2 separate regions of the Homo sapiens genome follow, and region 1 is linked to region 2. The links are chromatin contacts, found by Hi-C or POLR2A ChIA-PET in ENCODE. All regions are on one chromosome and are shown on one strand. Each heading gives the region's core, a stretch centred on a gene start or an enhancer-like site at or near the end of the contact. The rest is flanking DNA. Distances are from core to core; before and after follow the strand shown.

Region 1 (4,839 bases), core at 1,062-3,561, 35 kb before region 2:
CCCTTTCTAGTAACACAACATTGGCTATGAACTGGACCGTGTACCTAAACCATTTCAAGCCCAGTTCCCACATATTAAAGAGGGTTTTGTAACTGTGAAGTGAGTCTGAACACACAAAGCTCTCAGCACAGTGCCTGGCACAGGGGACACACTCAAAACAAGGTAACTGTCATTATACGAAGTTTCAGAGGATCTTTCCTAACCAATCTTGAGTTCTGCCAGTTTAGTACTGGTATGATTTGTTATTTGGGGTAAGGTCAGGGGGAGGATCAATAAGGTACCCCTTCATTCAAAGATCAATAAGTGGAGCCATATCTTGGAATGTGGTCCAGCGGTGAGCATCATCTCTGATACTGCAATACAATAAGAAATGCTTATCTGATCTGCACACCTGTTTACTGGAATGCAGCTCCTAAAACTCTTATACTCTCCAAAGTGTTAAGTGTCTTTTGGCATGCTAATGAATGACTGGTGGCTGGGGTCTCCTGGAGAGCCTTGGGATGGGGCCTGGGTGCCAGAGGAACCAACCGTAATATTAAAGTGTTTGAACTTTCCGCCCCAACACCCTGACCTCTAGAGACAGGAAAAGGGTTGGAGACTGACTTAATCGCCAGTGGCCAGTGATTTAGTCAATGGTGCCTAAGTAACAAAGCTTCCATAAAAACCCAAAAGGATGGAGATCTGAGAGCTTCCAGGTGTGTGACCCCAGGGCCGTGCTGGAAGGGTGGCGTACCTAGATACGGCATGGATGTTCTGCACCCTCTCCCATCCCTCTCTCCTCTGGCTGTTCCTGAGTTGTATCCTCTTATAATAAACTAGTCATCTAGTAAGTCGGCTGTTCTCTTGAGTTTTATGAGCCCTTCTAGCAAATTATAGAACCTGAGTAGGGGGCCATGGGAACCTCTGATCTGTAGTTGAGTTGGACAGAAGTTGAGGATAACCTGGAGACTCATCACTTGTGCGACTGGCATCTGAAGTGGGGACAGTCTTTTGGGACTCAGCCTTCAACCTGTTGGGTCTGCACTAACTCCAGGTAGATAAGGTCAGAATTGAATTGCAGGACGTGGCATTAGCATCTGCAGAGAACTGGAGAACTGCTTGCTGTTGGGGGGGAAAACAACCCACATCTGTTGTTGGAAGAATTGAGAGTAGTGGGAGAGTAGAGAGGAAACAGTTTTCCTTTCGGTGCTGCAATGCTGAGTGGCACGGAGCTAAGGAAGCCAACATTGAGTTGCATCTTTCTCAAGGCAAGGTAGATGTGCTTCACAGATCTAAGGCCACCCATCCAGGTCAGGAGCCGTGCGCTGTTACTAAGGAGAAAGTGCGTGTGTGGGAACACAACCCCTAGGAAAACAGTTGGGGAATTGGCATCTCCACCTTTGTACAGTCTAACAATCCATGCTGATTGCCTAATTGCACCTTAGTTTAGGAGCCTGAGCACCTGGCTTGGTGCACTTGGCTTAGTTTAGGACGCTGAGCCTAGGCATGTCCTTAACGTCGGCAAAATAAGCTTCTCCATTGATTGAGACCTGTCACAGAGACAGGTCTTGCTTGCTACCAGAGGGTGACCGTTGAGCCAGATTCCACTGTCCCTGAGAGTCCCCCTGCCCCTCCGGCCCTAGGCTTCTTTGTACATTAAACAGCAAGTCTGCAGGGTGCCTTTCAATTCTAACACATTATTCTCCCGCCAGCTGCGGTCATGTTCAGATTTGCAATGTTCCCCTTCGCCACCATGACAGCTTCTTCCTACCCAAAACTATAATTATATGTTTTCAGAAGGCCCATTTTCTATGTGAGAAATTTCAGCAAAACATCTCAAAACATCATGTTCCATCATCTTAACTATTAGAGATAAAAGAGCTCTTAGCGAGCAAATCCAACCCTCGCATTTTAAAATGAAAAACGGAAGCCCAGCAATTTTGTGTCTCACTCAAGGTCACAGAGAGCAGCGTGGCGGGGAGCTGCACCTGCAGCTTCTAGCTCCTTGTCTGGCACTTAAATCCAGTTACACCCTGGCCCTGGTTCTGATACAAGAAAAACCCTATTGAAACCTTAGGGAATTATTTTTCACTTTAGATGGCAGTTTTCGATTGCTATTTTACAGCTAGGAAAAGATAAGTATATTTTTTAAAGAAGCAAACACAACTGTAAAGTCAATCTCCTTCTTCACTTCGGCTATTTAAAGCAAGTTACGTGAATTCTCCGGGTGACTGATAAGAGAAGGCACGCATTTCTGGCATCCCTTACTAACACACCAGTGCACCAGAAAAGTATTGACTGATGGCTCCAGACACTAATAAGTCCAGAGTCTGTTCCTAGGAAAATGCTCTGCATGCGTCATTAAGGCTATTTTCAGGCTTGCTGTCTTGAACTGAAAGTAAACTAGCACTGGTGATTCTGAATTTAAATGTGATTTCAGTAAGGGAAGGAGCAAGCGCAACATATTTTCAGGGCTTGGGGCCTGGCAATATTTTTTAAAAGGCTGTAATAAATCTATAGACTTTTACAAGATATGACTTTTATAAGTTCTTTGAATAACAACCCAAATATTACCTGTGTATTTATCAATTCATATTAACTTGAATTGAAATACTCCTATCCAAAACAGGCATTTGTTTCCACTGCAGATGGGTCATACCATATTATACCAAGTAGAAATCACCTGTGATACGTTAACAGGCGAGCGGGGCCCCACCTGAAAAGTATTTCACAGAATTGCCAGTGGGTGGAGCTAAAGCGTGGACAATTTTTAGTGATGACCTTCAAAAGCACCACAGTTGATTCTCATACATGTCTTTGATTAAGAACCACTGATATTACCGAACAACAATGCAAATTTGGCTGCACCATTTCAACATATCCCACATTCAGGAATGGAACTCTCCATTGGAAGAAAGAGAGAATGTATTCTACAGCAGCGATGCTCAAATTTGATTTTGCATCATTTTCAGCAGCTGGGGTGGGGCTTGTTGAAAATACAAATGGCACATTTCACCCCAAACCTAATAAACTGAAATGGCTACAGAAAGGTGAGCTCAGGTAGCTACATTTTGAAGCAAGGTATAAAGAATATTTAGAAGCACACAAAATTTGAGAACCAAACCTCTCTGAAATTCTTCCTGAAAGGCTGCTTGTTTTCTAAAGACTGAACTGAAAATAGTAAACCAATACGTTTATTAAGGAGATGTGGTTGTATCAGACACAATTTTAAAACAGACCTAAATTTAAACCAAAGACACTAAAGCTCTTCCACCCACTCCCTAAACCTCCATTGTATGGGTTAACAGGCTAAGGAGGTGGCTTTTATCATGGAACCAAGGTAGGCAAGAAGCGTAGAAAAATGGGCTGGGGGCCAGGCACAGTGGCTCATGCCTGTAATCCCAGCACTTTGGGAGGCCAAGGCGGGCGGATCACCTGAGGTCAGGAATTCAAGACCAGCCTGGCCAACATGGTGAAACCCCATCTGTACTAAAAATACAAAAATTAGCCATGTATGGTGGCGTGCACCTGTAGTCCCAGCTACTCGAGAGGCTGAGGCAAAAGAATCACTTGAACCCAGGAGGTAGAGGTTGCAGTGAGCCGAGATCCCAGCACTGCATTCCAGCCTGGGTGACAGAGCGAGACTCCATGTCAAAAAAAAAAAAAAAAAAAAAAAAAAAAAAAAAGAAGAAAAGTGGGCCGGATATTAAAGGAATTGAGACTCCTTATTCGAGAATGCTTCAGCTAGTCAACCATGGGGCTCAAGACAAGCAGAAAAGAAAGCAAAGCCGGGAAGAGAAACTGAAACCTGTAAGGTGCATATGACATCAAAGAGCAGATGGATAGGAATGGGGGCAGTGAAGGAGCCAGAGAGATGACTGTAATGAAAAAGGGAGATACGGGAGTTGAACACGTCTGGGGTGAGACATATTTGTTACTTTACATGCAGGTCTTCCAAAGGCAGTTAAACAGAAAACAAATGCCTAGTGATGTTAGGATGTTGCTTGAGTAGTATATGATATTTGTAGAGGTATTTACAATTTTTAAAACATCTTTACAGATTTCATCATTTACTACATACATTTCCCTACCTAGCGATTTCTTCTTTACCTCAATTATAAAAGGACATTTTTAAGATCCCTTCTGAGTCAGAAAGTCAAATATTTTCAACAGGTATATTAAGTACTATTATTCCCACTTTGCAAATGAAGAACATCAGATGGCAGGCCATAGTTACATGTGGTAGAGACAGGAGTCTAAGCTGTAATTCCAACTCCACTGCCCCATAATTTCTGCTCCAATTTTAGACTTTGGCTAACTAGTGCTCCAGAGGACACAGGAAAAAAATACAAAGGCGTAAACCATGGGCAGTTTCACAAAAACCAGTGGCTGCAGGATAATAGCTTCCTATCTTGCAGAAAATGATACTGACAAAGACGAATTTTTAGGTTATAAAAAATAAATATCTTAATTACATTCTGTAGGGAAAAGGGTAGTCTTTATTATGAACAAATAATTTCTTAATTTTAAGGTCTTCCAGAAACACTCATCTGACAAACTTTTCAATTCTGTTCAATACCTTTCTTCCTTTCTTTCTTTCTGAGATGGAGTTTCACTCTTGTTGCCCAGGCTGGAGTGCTGTGGCATGATCTTGGCTCAATGCAACCTCCGCCTCCTGGGTTCAAGCTATTCTCCTGCCTCAGCCTCCCGAGTAGCTGGGATTACAGGCACCCGCCACCATGCCCAGCTAATTTTTTGTATTTTTAGTAGAGATGGGGTTTCACCATGTTGGCCAGGCTGGTCTTGAACTCCTAACCTAAGGTGATCCACCCACCTTGGCCTCCCAAAGCTCTGGGATTA
Region 2 (4,388 bases), core at 1,317-3,816:
AAGGACTGAGGTCAACAACACCCCTCAACTACTGGCCACCTGACCCATTTCCCGCTTCCACACTGGTTCCCAATCCCATGGCTTTTTCCCCACAAAGCAATCAGTGTTTTTCTTTTATGAGGGCTTTTAAGATTTGAAGTTTATATCAAATCATGCCACTCTTGCTCAGCACCTTCCATCAGATGTTCTAACATTCACAACATAGTCCAAAGGCTTCCCCATGGCCTGCATCTCTGGCCTGCAAGTCCCTGTGTGACCTTTGACCTGCCTCTCTTTCCCCTTTCTCTGTATTCAGACACACTGGGATCTGGGCTGTTCCTAGAATGTGCTTCAGAGCTTTGCCTTTATGGTTTCCACTGCCTGAAATAATCTATCCTCAAATATCCACATGGACACATTCTCACTCCATTCACAATTTTGATCAAATGTCACCTTCACAGAAGCTTTTCTCTGGGGGGTGGGGGATAGGGCCTTGCTCTGTCACCCAGGCTGGAGTGCAGTGGCATGATCACAACTCACTGCAACCTCTAAGTGATCCTCCCGAGTAGCTGGCACCACAGATGTGGACCACCATGCCAGTTAATTTTTGATTTTTTGCCATGAGGGGTCACACTATGTTGCCCAATCTGGTCTCCAACTCCTGAGCTCTGGCAATCCTCCCGCCTCAGACACTTCAAATGCTGGGATTACTGGTGTGAGCCACTGCGCTTGGCCCACAGAAGCCATTTTTATCACTCCCCAACTCCTCATCCTCTTTACCTTCTTAGTTTTTACTATGGACTGAACATGTTCCCCCAAAATTCATATGTTGAAACTTAATCTCCAAGGCTATAGTTATCAGCAGGTGGGGCTTTAACAAGGTAGTTAGGTCATGAGTGTGGGGCCCCCATGAATAAGATTATGCCTTTATAAAAGGGATTGAAGGAGCCTGTCCATCCTTTTTTGCCCTTCCACTCCCTCTCCCACATGAAGACACAGCAACAAGAGGCCACATGTGAAGCAGAGATCAAACCTTCCCCAGACACTGAATCTACCGGTGCCTTGATCTTAGACTTCTCTGCCTCCAGAACTGTGATCAATAAATTCCTATTGTTTATAAATCACTCAGGTGAAAATATTATAGCAGCAGAACAGAGACTATTTTTTAGCACTTACTGCTACAACACATTATCTACATATATATTTGCATGTGGCCTATTTCTCCGAGCTAGACTGTAATCCTACTGACGGCAGGGGCTTTGTTTTGTTTACTCTGTTCCTGGTGGCTGGGAGATCACTGGCATGCAGTAGGCAGAAGGGAGGGAGGGAGGAAGGATGAGCGAATCTGGATTTCAGCCGAGTATCAGATGAGCTTTCTTATTCTTGCAGAGAAGCTATTAGAAGCTGAATGACAAATAATTAAGCTGATTTATAACTGCATAAACAACCAAACTTTAAACATCCCAATTTACAGTGTGATAATATGAAGGGTTACTTAGAGCATGATTTCAAAGGTGATAGCGGGAGGTGGGGAAATTAATGTCTCCAGAGGAAAGCAATTCAGAATACTTGGAGAAGGTTTCAAATTGTACCTTGAAGGGGATCAGAAGAGGTCATCCCCAAAATATGCGACCTTGCCATAAGGATTATATTGAACTGAAGGTGGCTGAGAATCTACAAATGCAGGAGAAATTCTCTGCCTTCCCCTCATCTACCTAAAACCAGGACTCAAATTTTCCCTTGTAAAATTCCCCTCTGCTGTACCAGGAACAGAAAAGTTGTGTCTTACTGCTGGAGATGGTGAGTTGGCATGGAGATGAGATGCAGAAACACACCTTACTAAAATAACCCTCATCTTCCATTAGCTTCCGCATATTCTTCCTAGTCACCTTCCTGCAATTCAGCATCTCGTGAAATGCAGACACCCTTTTCTTTGTTTAAAATGGTATATAAGCCCCCAATCCTCCCACTTCGACTTTCACTCCTTTTCTGTGAACTCCAGTGCATGTAAAATGTTAATAAAATTGCATGTCTCGTATCCTGTGAGATGTGCCTTTTGTTAGTTTAATTCACTGGCCTTAAATACTACACCGAAGAGGGTAGAGAAGTTATTTTCTCCCCGATGACCTTCAGTTTACCACCAATTCACGTGCTGGCCTACGCCATTCTATTCCGTGCCCTGCCAGATCACAAGTATTTAATCTGATGTGTTCTGCTTTGGAAGAGCTGTATTTATAGCACACTCACATGGGAGGAAATCAGGTAAGAGGGCATAAAAACATGTCACATGAGGACTTTGAGATTTTTAGCCCAGAGAAGAAAAAATCTAAAGAGGAAGAAGGTGATCGTATACTCCATAAGGCCCAGGGAGAACAGAACTGGGATCAAGGAATTGATGTTTTAAAGCAAAGCAAACCTTCGTTCTATATAAATCCGAATGCTCTAACAGAACTGTGAGCAGAGGGCACAGGCTTCCAGCCAAGAGGAGAAGAAACGGCCTTTTTGGGAAGATGTGGTGTGGGAGAACAGATGGATAACTGGCTTGAATCACTATTGGCGGCACGCAGGGTAAACACGAGCAGAGCACAGGTGGTGAGGGACCGCGAGGCTGCAGCTACCGCCCATTGGCTGTTGGGCCTTGACTGCCAATCAACAATTTTGGGCATAAGTTCTCTCCATCACAGCAAGATGGATTAAATCGGTGATTGGCCAACCCAGTTCCTGAGAGTCCAGGGTTCAGAGCAAATGGCATAGGAATGCTTTAGCAGTGGTTGGAAATAAAAATCCAACTGGGGGCAGGGCGCGGTGGCTCACGCCTGTAATCCCAGCCCTTTGGGAGGCCGAGGCGGGCGGACCACGAGGTCAGGAGATGGAGACCATCCTGGCTAGTGCGGTGAAACCCCGTCTCTACTAAAAATACAAAAAAAAAAAAAAAAAAATCGCCAGGTGTGCTGGCGGGCGGCTGTAGTCCCAGCTACTCAGGAGGCTGAGGCAGGAGAATGGCATGAACCCGGGAGGCGGAGCTTGCAGTAAACCGAGATAGCGCCACTGCATTCCAGCCTGGGTGACAGAGCGAGACTTCATCTCAAAAAAAAAAAAAAAAAAAAAAAAAAAAAAAAATCCAACTGGGCCAGGTATCCCGACACCCCCAGACTCAGGGCCATTCCCCTGAGTTTTAATACATTTCTAATTATAATAAGTTTCCAATCATTTTAGATACATTTCCATGTTCTATGTCAATTTGCCTCGATTACAAAAACTCTTTAAAAGATCTAGCCATAAATAATTTTCTATGACTTCGAAGTTTTGAGGCAACTGCTATATATGCCCAAATAGAAGGAGATTCCAAATATAAGGTGATGTCACATTTAACAAAGAATAAATACCTTGTGGCTGACTCTCAGTGCTGTCAAAGATAGTCAGATACTGTGGCAGAGATCCAAGATGCTTACTAACTCCATTTTCTTCCTCAGAATACAGACAACTAAATTTCTAGCCTTCCTTGCAGTTAGATTGGCCCACGTGATTGAATTTTGGCCAGTGAAATGCGTGGAGAATGATGCCTGCCATTTTCCAGCCTGGCAACAAAAGGACCTTTGTGATCTTCTCATGTTTTCTCTCTTCTGTGGAGACGGTATGCAGTATATAACACACAAAATATGTGTTAACCAACCTTTTATGATATTGGTAAAGCTTTGGGTCAACGATACGCTATTTGGTTTTTTTAGGAGTCAAAAGTTACACATGGATTTTGGCTTTGTAGGGGGTCCATGCCCATAACCTCTCATTGTTCAATGGCCAACTGCACTAACTTAGAAGTATCCCTCTCTCCACATCCTTATCCATATTTAATTTTTAAAAAATCCTCTGAAAACTTCTCATCTGTCTTGTGGATATCAGGAGAGATACTGGGTCACCTAACCCCTTTCTAATGGGAACTTCCTTTCAACTAATTGGAAACAGTATTTGTTTTGAATGTTTGAGTTTACCATAGCATCCAATATTTACAAGTGTGACGTCATGTCTCTAGAAGTAAATGTTAAATCTCTATTTAAACATTTAAGTCAAATGTATCAGGTGACTTATATAAACACACCAAAATAAGATTGATTGACATCATGCAGGCCCATGTATCTCCAGCAAGCAGCACATTGTTGTTCAAAATAAAGTAATGGAAAATGTACTTCTTGCACCATGGGAGATCTTGTGAGATTTCAAATATAAGGTGACTCTCTCTTTTCTGAAGAATAATTCTGAGGGGAAAAAAGCCTCATCTTATATTCAGGCATATGTGGCAATCTTTGGCAAATTTTTATTTCTGGACATTTATTTTTGCATATTCTCTAAGTGCATATGGAAAAAATAAACATGATTTATTTTTGTTCAGTTGTACAAGCTCATTTGGCTTT

The links. A loop is a pair of places that touch in the nucleus more often than their neighbours do. ChIA-PET counts read pairs that join two places held with the same protein, here RNA polymerase II (POLR2A). Pooled maps may share reads with other maps.
Region 1: a loop to region 2 is called in a map of heart left ventricle, with 6 times the contacts of the local background. The contact joins two enhancer-like sites. A Hi-C loop is called at or near these places in 5 of 168 maps with a recorded cell type or tissue (GM12878, IMR-90, Right ventricle myocardium inferior and 2 more) and 6 of 50 pooled maps. POLR2A ChIA-PET finds 5 or more read pairs at or near these places in 3 of 52 experiments (GM12878, OCI-LY7 and Panc1).

The regions. Positions count from the first base shown.
Region 1 is chr10:18,471,048-18,475,886 of GRCh38, reverse strand. The region is part of intron 3 of CACNB2 (calcium voltage-gated channel auxiliary subunit beta 2); the gene reads right to left. Among named protein-coding and RNA genes, the nearest start is that of CACNB2-AS1, 66 kb to the left of the region's middle. RefSeq lists an enhancer at 3,674-3,893. Within about 2 kb of position 2,311, at least 5 of the 41 ENCODE cell types and tissues checked have a DNase peak (open chromatin) inside an H3K27ac peak, as active enhancers do; they include heart right ventricle, where a contact is called at or near this core.
Region 2 is chr10:18,436,714-18,441,101 of GRCh38, reverse strand. The region is part of intron 3 of CACNB2 (calcium voltage-gated channel auxiliary subunit beta 2); the gene reads right to left. Among named protein-coding and RNA genes, the nearest start is that of CACNB2-AS1, 100 kb to the left of the region's middle. Within about 2 kb of position 2,566, at least 3 of the 41 ENCODE cell types and tissues checked have a DNase peak (open chromatin) inside an H3K27ac peak, as active enhancers do; they include heart right ventricle, where a contact is called at or near this core.